4 separate regions of the Mus musculus genome follow, and regions 2, 3 and 4 are each linked to region 1. The links are chromatin loops, found by intact Hi-C in ENCODE. Cell type or tissue: heart. All regions are shown on one strand. Region 1 has its middle 8.5 kb from the start of Rnase13. Region 2 has its middle 1.6 kb from the start of Arhgef40. Region 3 holds the start of Mettl17 (methyltransferase like 17). Region 4 overlaps Arhgef40 (Rho guanine nucleotide exchange factor (GEF) 40).

Region 1 (2,500 bases):
AAGGGACAAGGATGAACCGTCAGTCACTGTGCCCAGTGCCTTCTGCAGTGGCTCAGCTAGTCTAAGATTTATTTCTCTAAGTTTCCTTAGTTCCGGGTACTGATCAAGGCCACTTCCTTTACCAAGACATGGCACCTAGTCCCTCCCGGTTCTTCTCTGGCCTGCTCTGTTTTATAGAAAGTTGCAGAGCTTAAACATTACCCAAGTGTTTACATTTGAAATGCTATCACCGTCTGGCCTCGGCCCTTCCTTCGTTTTATATTTCCTGCTTCTGTGGTGGGTACAGCTTGTGTCTATGCTGCTCTGGGAGCTCCTGAGAGCTTGAAATGGGGTGCTCAGAGGCAAGAAGCATCGCTAGCAGGATAGGAACACCCAGAAAAGAGGTGAATGCTATTTTATGTTTTCAGGATTTATATAGAAACAAGTGATTTCAAAATCTTAGGGTCAGGTCTGTTCCGCCCACCACCACCCCATCCAATCCCCCAACACAATGAACACATTATAAAAAAGCAGCTATATTGGGTACAACATGTATTAATGAATAAGACAAATATTCCAATCTTTACACAGCTCGTACAGAGCTCTCCTTATACTGGGGAAAGAATGAAAGCACATATAATTTTGCTCAAAGTGATAATTGCTGGGGAATAAAAAGGTAGAACACGGGCTGGTGAGATGGCTCAGTGGTTAAGAGTGCCGGCTGCTCTTCCAAAGGTCCTGAGTTCAAATCCCAGCAACCACATGGTGGCTCACAACCATCTGTAATGAAATCTGATGCCCTCTTCTGGAGTGTCTGAAGACAGCTACAGGGTACTTACATATTAAAAAAAAAAAAAAAGGTAGAACAGGATAGGGTGGGCAGAGATTTTTGAATAGGTGACTTTAGGACAGAGACATAAGGATGAGAGGGTAAACTCGTGCTTGTCTGGATGTTCCCAGCGGAGAGAACAGCACTGTAGCACCGTTAAGGGACAGAGCCCTGGGGTGCTGGTGGGGAATGGCAAGGTGGGCTGCCCAGTTGGAGTGTGTGCACAGGGCATTCAGAGAACCACACAGCAGAAACCTGAGGAACCAGGAGAAGAGCTGCAGCTTCACTCTGAGGAGTAAAGAGCCTGTTAAAAAGGTCACCTAACCCACGTGCATTACAGCTGTGGTCAAATCACACAAGCCATGTTAATTATGAAGTTTGTGTTTTGGTCCAGAAGTTAGAATTTAAAAAAAAAAACATATACTTTATTTTTATATATTTGGGATATTTAAAAAATATGCACCCTTGGCAAACATCATGCATGAATACAGTGTGTTTCGCTCATGTCCACCCTTCGTCCACCTCCTTACAGAAGCTGGGGTTTTGAGCAAAGGCATGGAGTATGTGTTTCGAGAGGTCTTTGGTAGACAGCACAGCTGTGGGCAAAGATGGATTTCTATCAGAACAAGTGGTGTTGGAGAACGATAAGGCCACTAGGTGGCAAAACAGCACTAGGGACAAGTTCACACAGGCCTCTCGCTCCTCAGGGTGTTTTCCCTGGAGAGGTTTGGCTCTGAGGAACACTGCTTTCTTCTTTGTTAGGGTGTCAGAGTGTCTGGAGGGAGTAGTCTACCAAGTTGCTATAGATTCACACAGACACACACACACAAGTAGACTGCTTATTTTATTTATTGATTGAAAAAGAGGGAAGGGGGAAAGAGAGGGAGAAAGAGAAGCAGAGGGAGAGAGGGGGAGAAGGAGAAAGAGAGAAAGGAGGTGATGTGGTCGGAGGACAAGTTGTTGCAGTCTGTATTGTCACTCTGCCCTGCTGTGTGGGCATTGGGGACTGAACTCAGGTTGCCTTGCTTGGTGACAAATGCCTTTACCCACTGAGCCATCTTCTAAGCCCCAGAATCCATGTTTTAAAGTAGGCAGTGGACCAAATTCATACCAGCTCAGTGCAGTCTTGCCCCCGGAAGTGCAAGTTAGGGTGAGAGGAGGGGGCAGGGGGCTGTAAGCCTTTGAGCAATTCGAATTCTGTCAAAGTGTGATGCTTCCAAGCCATGACCTGCGGTGTGGCTGTCGTTATTAAAGCTACTTGCTCCTAAGACTACTCTGGGCTTTCCAGAGGCTGCCTGCCTACTGCGTGCAAATGAGATAAACAAAGTTCTGCCGAGATAAACAAAGCTCTGCCAGTCTCTCCCGTCAAAGGGAAAAGAAGCAGAGCTTCGGGTTTGTACACAAAAATTGAAACAGGAAAGTTGACACCTACATCTATACAATTCAGGTTGAAACCTTTGCCTCTGTTATTTGATTGCATTGGCCTAAATTGTCCAACTTACCTGATCGGCTTCAGTTTGCACTTGCTAGAACAATTTTGACACTTTGCGTCCATGGCCCTAGTGGCAAAAGGAGGAAAAACTGAAAGAGGACAGACAGCCTTGGGAAGGAAAGACTGCGGAGCAGAAATACGGCGGAGCAGAAGACGGAGGAAAGCCCAAGTTCTGGCTTCCTTGTTTCCTTTATCACTAG
Region 2 (2,500 bases), 52 kb before region 1:
CACAGCCTTTAGTTCCCTTTAGGTAGAGCTGAAGGCCGGGAAATTAGGGTATTCCCCCAAGCCTTGGGCGTTTGCCCGCCCTTCTTCCCCTTCCACCTTCTTGGGTCTCAAGGCTCCATGAGACTACAATGGGCTCCTGTGTGCAGCCTGGGGAGGGCGGGGGATGAGGGGAATTACGAAGTAAAGGCTTGGCATGTGGGGTGGGGGGATATGTGTCACGGCTGAGAGGCCAGGGCCCCGGGATCAGGATCCCTCTGTAGGGTCTGGGGGCGTTTGCGGAGTTGCTCCACGCTGCCTTTGCCTTTTTCTCTACCTTAGACCCCTGTTGCTCTGCGGTTAGAGAAGGGGAAGCAACAGTTCCCGGATTAGACCCCACGCTTTAGTACTGATGTCAGATCTTTCCTTCTTGTTGCAGGGCGATAGTGGCCCATATGCTAGGGCTTTTGGCAGTGACTATTATCTTACACTTCAGACAAAAGGGGCTAGGCTCCTTTAATTTTTTTTTTTTTTTGCCTCACCTACAAACTCGAGTATCACTTCTACATGGAAGTGAAGGCCGAGTGGGGTCTCTCAAAAAGGCTTGAGGAACCGCAGCACATCAAGGGGTTGCCCTGCCTGTCTCTGAGTCACAGACTGGTCCAAAAGGTGGACATTTGGGAGGCGATCTGAAAGGTACTCATTTCCCAGAGAGATCGTGAAGGTGTTGGCATTGCAGTTAGAGGGTAAAGTTTATTTAGAAGACGTGTGGTAGTGGATACAGTCGATGAGGCTTGGAGCAGGAGGAGAAGAAAGGGCCTCCATGACAGGCTCTTTTCATCTTAGGATGCTACATTCTGCCCCTTTTCCTGTGGGTCTGGAGAAGGGAGAAACTTAATTCATGGGGATGACACGAGCCCTCTGGTTCATAGGGTTAAAAAAGAATCTCAAGCAGGGAAAACCCTGTGATTAACCGGCAAGAACTGTGGAGCTATCTCCAACCTTCCAGTTAAGGTAGACTCTTCAGTCTCCTTGTTATTAATGACCAAGAGAGTGAGATTTTACTACCCCCTGGTGTCTGCCTGGTAAATACTGCCCAGCAGCAGGTTGTAGAGGCCTTCTAGGGAAGTTTTTTTTCAGAGGATTTTCTGTAAACCTTACTCATCAAATCTAGTTCACCCATTCTCGGTCTGGAACGATTGAACCTTCCCTTATTGGAACTTAAGATTCCTTATGCTCAAATCATTTGGTAGAATCCAGGGACACCCATAGCTAGGCAGTGAGATATAAACATATATCATGGGAAAAAAGATCCATTCAAAAGCTTTGAACTGGTGGCGTGAAGGAGTTTGGATTTAGGTTCTGAGATATAAGTTATCCCTTCTTACCATGAGTTTCAGTACATGGTGTGTGCTTACAGTGGTTAACAGCCCTTTCTCCGTAGGGAACTCTTACCTACCAGTGTGCATACAATGCAGTCTGAGTTGGTGTGTGCTCTTTGGTAGGTGATGTGAAGGGATAGCATAAAGCAGAGATAGAGAAGATACCAAGCTAACAGGTCCTCTCCTGCATCACAGATACTTTTCAATGTGGTTTATATATTTTTATTTATTATTTATTTTTATTAGATTTTTTCTTTATTTACATTTCAAATGCTATTCTGAAAGTTCCCTATACCCTCCCTCCGCCCTGCTTCCCTACCCACCGACTCCTGCTTCTTGGCCCGGGTGTTCCCCTGTACTGGGGCAAATAAAGTTTGCAAGAACAAGGGCCTCTCTTCCCAGTGATGGCCGACTAGGCCATCTTCTGATACAAATGCAGCTAGAGACACGAGTTCTGGGGGTACTGGTTAGTTCATATTGTTGTTCCACCTATAGGGTTGCAGACCCCTTCATCTCCTTGGGTACTTTCTCTAGCTCCTCCATTGGGGGCCCTGTGTTCCATCTTATAGATGACTGTGAGCATCTACTTCTGTGGTTTATATATTTCGAGTTCTTTCGAACCTAGAAAATTCCTACATATTTCATAGAAGAAGACATTTCATTTTATTGAAATGATGTAACTTTGAATATATACTGTACAGTACTTGGGAAAGCCAGGGCTTGTGTCCAGCTGTCTGACTCCACATTTTCACTCTTAACCAAGTTGTAAGTTATAGTAGTTTAGCTGTCAAAGTACATACAAGAACTTTATTATACCACCTTTTCTACCACCTCACTGTCCCATTAATATAATGTTGCTTTTGTAATAGTGCTGAGTGTCTAAAAGTGGTAAATGTGTCTCTGTGGACCAAAGGAGAAAGAAAGTCCACTTCTATCTAGACTTGGTATAGAATAATAGTTAAATCAATTCCTAAGAAGTGTTCTGTATGGTTGCAATGGAGAAGCTGTGCATGGAGTTACCCTAACGTGGGGGGAAGGCAGAAGAAACAGCTGTGTGTGTAACGTGTACTGCCTAGGTAATGAGCTGCAACATACCAGCCATGCATAGAGGGTTGATGCTTTGGGCTGCCCACCAATCCTTA
Region 3 (2,500 bases), 47 kb after region 1:
AGGCTGCGGCAGGATCTGCAGAACAGCAGCAGAAATCTCGGTGTCCTGGCGGTGGCCATGGCTTCAGGACACACCGGAAACGGAAGTACACATGCCTGTAACCCTCAGCCCAAGCAGCTAAGAGCATCTTCCGTGGAACTTCGACCCGGACGGTATCAACTAATGAGAAGAGGGAGTATTTGCTAACAGCCAATAAGCGACCTTATGTACCTTATGTACGTCTCTGCGAAGAAGGCCGTTCGTGGGAGGGGCTTAGCCTTCAGAAGGGGCGTGGTCTCAATGCTGAGCGTGGCTGCGGGCGAGACCAACCCGGCTTGGGCGTGTTTTGTGATGGGGAGGGATCAGTCTCACGGGTTAGGGGGGGCTAGTGGGGTAGGAGGGAGAGGGGTTGGGGGAGTAGGGAGATGGGGGCGGCGTGGAGGGGGAAGCAGTCTCACTGGGGTGGGGAGATAGAAGGGGACGTGGGGGGGTGGTAGGGAGTGGGACTTGGGAGGACAGAGGCGGGGGCAGGGCTGGGCGGGGGTGGGGGCAGGAGTGGGGCTGAGAGTGGGGTAGGCAGGTGAAAAGGAAAGTGTGGACTTTCTTTGTTTTCATTTGGTGCTGTAGAATTCTGAACCGTGGCTAGTTTCCCTTTGTGAGACGGGACAAGACCATAACAAAAATCAGATTTAGGCAGTCAACGATGAGCGCTAATAACTATTACAGTTTGCAAATTAATAAATATAAAAATTAGCTTACTTTTTTTTCACATTTGTTGTCTGCGAGTTTGCTCCAGGTTTTCTATCAAGAGCTTCCCACGTAGCACACCGAATTCCCGCCATCTTATTTCCACAAACATCTGTTGCTAACTTAATTTTTCACGTGGTTAATTTACCCAAGTTCATGAACTTAATAGGTGATAGCTGAATTAAGTGCTAGGGAGTCGAAAGTCAGAGTTACATTTTTAAACAATGCACCGTACTGGGTATTGTTGGTCCTTGAAATGCAAATGGAGAATTTTAAGCTAAATGTTCGAAGGGTTAATCAGTGTGTGTGTGGGGAAACAACAACAACAACAACAAAACCCCCCAAAACCTGGGGCTGGAGAGATGGCTCAGCGGTTAAGAGCACTGATTGCTCTTCTAGAGGTTCTGAGTTTAAATCCTAGCAATCACATGGTGGCTCACAACCATCTGTAAGGGGATTTGATGCCCTCTTCTGGCCTGTGGATGTATATGCAGCAGAGCACTCATACATCTTTAAAAAAAAAAAAAAAAAAGACTCATGGACCTGTAAATTCTTGGGTCCCGGCAGCAGTACTTTACCCAGCTGTGGTTTCCTCTTTAGCCTCTTGGGGGCAGAAGTTAGCTGACAGGACGAAGAGTACTCTATAGTCTTCAGTCCAATTAGAAAAGTTACAGGACCATATATGGGTATCTGTGTGAGCTGGATTCTTAGATGCTTGGTTTGTCTTATGTGGGTAGTAGAGGTTTGATTTTATCCAATGACTCTCTGGAGACTCGAGGGAGTGTGTATGTACGACAGCTGTGGAAAAGGTGTTACCTACTGCAGTCTTTTGAAAGTTTGCTTCGCCCTCCCCCCTTCCTCCCCCTCCCCTCCCACTCCCGCGCGCGCGCGCACAGACACAGACACACACACACACACACACACACACACACACACACACACACACACACACACACACACACACACACACACACACATAGAGCCCTGGTTGGCTGGCCTGGAACTCAATATGTAGATCCACCAACCTCTGTCACTCAAGTGGTTAGTTTGAAGGCCTGTGCCACCAATGCCCAGCCTATACTTTGCAGTTGTTATACTTTATTATTATTTTTCATGTTAAATTACTGGCTTGTGCTGAAACAATAAAATATCTCTGCCACTTACAGATCTGCCCTGATAGATTGATTGGGTTGATGTTGTTGTTGTTTTTGTGGGCAGGTGTCAGAGTATAGGATATGTATAACCTTCTAGGGTCTGGCATTTGGTGGTCAGTTGATTCTGGAGCAGTGACAGTTGATGCCTTTAAAGCCTTGTTATAATGATTAAATGTGATAATGTCTGGATCAAAGTAAACCGACAAACTTATGTTACTATTTTTATATGTACTTTGGCAATTCGAAGAGACATGACTTTATATTTAAATTGTTATACTTCATCCATATCATTTAAAAAAAGCCAGACATGAAAGAACAACAGTTTGGATGCCACATGAGACTGAACGCTGAGGAATGGGACGAAATCAGAGACTTGATGGTGTCTGTGAAGGACATTCCTTTGTTCCCTGTCAAACTGATAATAGAGACGTGCCTTCCTTTTTTCCTGCTAATGGCCTAATAGACATCCTTCCTTTTCATTGGGAATGTAACATCTCAAGAGCTGACGGTGGTGGTTTGAATGAGACGGAGCCTCACAGGTGGTTTGAATTCCTTGATCCCAGTTGGTGGAACTTTGGGAAGGATTGGGAGGTGTGGCTTTGTTGTAAGAAGTGTGTCAC
Region 4 (2,500 bases), 75 kb before region 1:
GTTGCAGAAGAAAACGGGCTGCTGGTTGGAGGGACACGATCTGAAGCGGGCCGTGGGGCCACTGGCAAGGACTGCCCCTTCTGTGGAAAATCTTTCCGCTCGGCGCATCACTTAAAAGTGCATCTCCGTGTGCACACAGGTGAGGGAGGCTTTCTGCATAGGGGAGGGTCTAGGAGGAAGAAAGGTAAGAGCAGCCAGAAGGCTGGAGGTTCTGCTGGCCACCCTTCAGGTTGGAAAGATCATCTAAATCACCTCGCGGGGAGTCAGCGTTTGCTCCTTGGGATGAAGTTTGTAAATTGAGCAAAATACATGTGGGTGTGCGAGTGGTAGTGATCCCGTGACCTACTCTTCCCAGGTGAGCGTCCCTACAAGTGTCCACACTGCGACTATGCAGGTACCCAGTCGGGCTCGCTCAAGTATCACCTTCAGCGTCACCACCGAGAGCAGAGGAGCAGTGCGGGTCCTGGGCCTCCCCCAGAACCCCCGCCACCTTCCCAGCGGGGCTCACTGCAGCCGCAGTCAGGAGCCAAGCCAACTCAGGCCTCAGCCACCTGGGTAGAGGGCACTGCAAGTACCCGGCCTCCTTCGAGCAGCACCGGACCAGGGTCCCGTAGGAAGCCTGCTAGCCCTGGGAGGACCCTGCGAAACGGGCGAGGTGGTGAAGCCGAACCCCTGGACCTGTCCCTACGGGCGGGCCCGGGAGGTGAGGCCGGGGCAGGGGGTGCCCTTCACCGCTGCCTCTTCTGCCCCTTTGCCACTGGAGCTCCTGAGCTCATGGCCTTGCATCTGCAAGTACACCATAGCCGTCGTGCTCGGGGCCGCCGGCAGCCCCGAGCCGACACGTCTCCAACCTATGTCCGGGCACCATCAGGAGAGACCCCTCCCAGTCCTCCACTAGAAGAGGAGGGCAGCCCAGGGCTGTCTAGATCCGGAGAGGCAGGTCTTGGGGGGCAAGAACGGTAGGGAGCCCTCTTAGGAGTGATTAGCTTAGTAAGCTTACCCCGCAGGAGCGGGGAAGTGCTAGAGGTAGTTGGGTAGAGCAGCCAGCAGGGAGCAGTGTGGGACCCGTATCCCAGCCCAAGGTGGACCAAGAGGTAAAGTGGGCAGTGGGTGGAGGAGAGTGGGCTAGCAGCACCCACCCAGCCCAGAGGAGTCACAGTGCCTTAGAAGTGGCAGAGGTGAGGGTCAAAGAACGGGGTCCTCGGGCTGGTAGAGGATGTGTTCCTGTTAAGGAGCCGCTCTGCCAGTTCCTGCTGGTCCATAGGCATGAGAGTTTATTTTTGTATAAGGGGTGGGGGTGGGGGGCACTGTACCCTTCTAGCCCTATCAGGGGCCCTTGTAGACGTTGCTATTTTTGGTACGATTCCTGTCATCCCTGTTGAAGAGTCATGTCCCCAATAAACAGGTGTCTTGAGGCACAAGGCCCTGTGTGTGTCTGCCTGTGTTTCACTCCTCCTGGGCACTTCGTTATCAACGAGGTCGATAAGGATGCAAATCTTTGATTCAGTAACTCTGGATGAGGCCCTAAAGCTAGCGTTTGTAATAAATAGCCGTGGCCTCTCTTGCACTGAGGCCCGAGGACATCATAGATAAGTGCTGCATTGTGCTGGACCCATCCGACCATCTCAGGCCTCAAGAAGTGGGTGCAGAATGGAGGAGGGACTTCAGAGTTCATTGAGCTTCCCAGAGCCTGAGGGGGAGGCATTCTCCCACACTCAGACCCAGACCTGCAGTGTTGGGGCCAGCAAGGGGAGGAAGGAACAGCTACTTTCTGACCTTGGTTTTATCTTCTGAGTCCTACTTAGTGGTTATAGGGAAGTAATGAAGTCAGTTCAACCACCTTAATCCAGAGGCCTGCGCGAGCTCCTCAGAGTCACAGTGAGAGTAAATATATTTAATGTAACAATAGTATAATAACAGTAATTACATATAAAGTCTGCAGTGCCCACCCCGTCTCCTTCAGTGGCTTACAACATATTTCTCATGATCTCCCAGAATGGAATTCCATTCGACCTGGCAGAGATGAATCTTCTGGGAGAGTTGGGATGAGAAGAGTAGTGGGTGTCCGCAGAGCAGTGTCCCGGGGGTGTGCAGTAGCACAGCAAGGGGACATTTCCCTGCCCTCGGAGCATAAAGGCAATTGAACAGGGCCACTCCGGTTCCTGCAGCAAAAGGCACCAAGCAGGGGAGAGCTAGACAGTGGTGGCAGGGGAAGCTCTGGTCCCCGCCCACCTCTCTGTCCAGGAAGCAGAGGGAGGGAATCGAGAGCTTAGGTCCTCCATTATGTCCCATTGGCATCCCAGCCAAAAATGTGCTGAGAAGGGGCTGCAGATCTGGATCTTCTCTGGAAGCCAGGAGAGAAGAGGGAGATGGGTTGGGAGAAGCAAGAAGCTGGCTTCCAAGCACCCGAGGTCAGGAAGGAAGGTCCTTAGAATAGGGGATGTGGGAGAAAAGGGTGTTGACTCACCTAGCTCACAGAGGCGTGGTGGGGTCACTCAGG

Evidence for each region. A loop is a pair of places that touch in the nucleus more often than their neighbours do. Peaks named below come from ENCODE experiments on the same cell type or tissue, not always from the same donor. Only the 100,000 strongest peaks of a DNase experiment are listed, where the experiment ranks them.
Region 2: it touches region 1 in a loop (2.3-fold over the local background); 15 of 42 quality-filtered maps call a loop at or near these places.
Region 3: a loop joins it to region 1, with 2.2 times the contacts of the local background. A loop is called at or near these places in 6 of 42 quality-filtered maps.
Region 4: it touches region 1 in a loop (3-fold over the local background); 5 of 42 quality-filtered maps call a loop at or near these places.

The regions. Positions count from the first base shown.
Region 1 is chr14:51,929,987-51,932,486 of GRCm38, reverse strand. No RefSeq gene overlaps it. Among named protein-coding and RNA genes, the nearest start is that of Rnase13, 8.5 kb to the right of the region's middle. In heart, CTCF peaks have their summits at 1,456 (motif pointing right) and 2,375; a DNase peak (open chromatin) is centred at 1,456; H3K27ac peaks cover 479 bases.
Region 2 is chr14:51,981,986-51,984,485 of GRCm38, reverse strand. It overlaps a transcript of Arhgef40 not described here. Among named protein-coding and RNA genes, the nearest start is that of Arhgef40, 1.6 kb to the left of the region's middle. In heart, a CTCF peak has its summit at 1,065 (motif pointing left); no DNase peak of the experiment used is centred here; H3K4me3 peaks cover 655 bases; H3K27ac peaks cover 495 bases.
Region 3 is chr14:51,882,505-51,885,004 of GRCm38, reverse strand. Mettl17 (methyltransferase like 17) reads right to left here and starts at 163. Exons shown (of 14, transcript NM_001029990.1): 1 at 1-163. The coding sequence starts at 59. In heart, CTCF peaks have their summits at 22, 1,081 and 1,294 (motif pointing right); DNase peaks (open chromatin) are centred at 194 and 1,314; H3K4me3 peaks cover 1,190 bases; H3K27ac peaks cover 1,606 bases.
Region 4 is chr14:52,005,003-52,007,502 of GRCm38, reverse strand. It overlaps Arhgef40 (Rho guanine nucleotide exchange factor (GEF) 40), which reads right to left. Exons shown (of 24, transcript NM_198249.4): 23 at 2,468-2,500; 24 at 1,256-2,162. The coding sequence ends at 2,473. Zfp219 (zinc finger protein 219) reads left to right here. Exons shown (of 5, transcript NM_027248.2): 4 at 8-139; 5 at 356-1,426. The coding sequence ends at 963. Among named protein-coding and RNA genes, the nearest start is that of Tmem253, 11 kb to the left of the region's middle. In heart, a CTCF peak has its summit at 1,034 (motif pointing right); DNase peaks (open chromatin) are centred at 512 and 1,032; H3K4me3 peaks cover 891 bases; H3K27ac peaks cover 2,294 bases.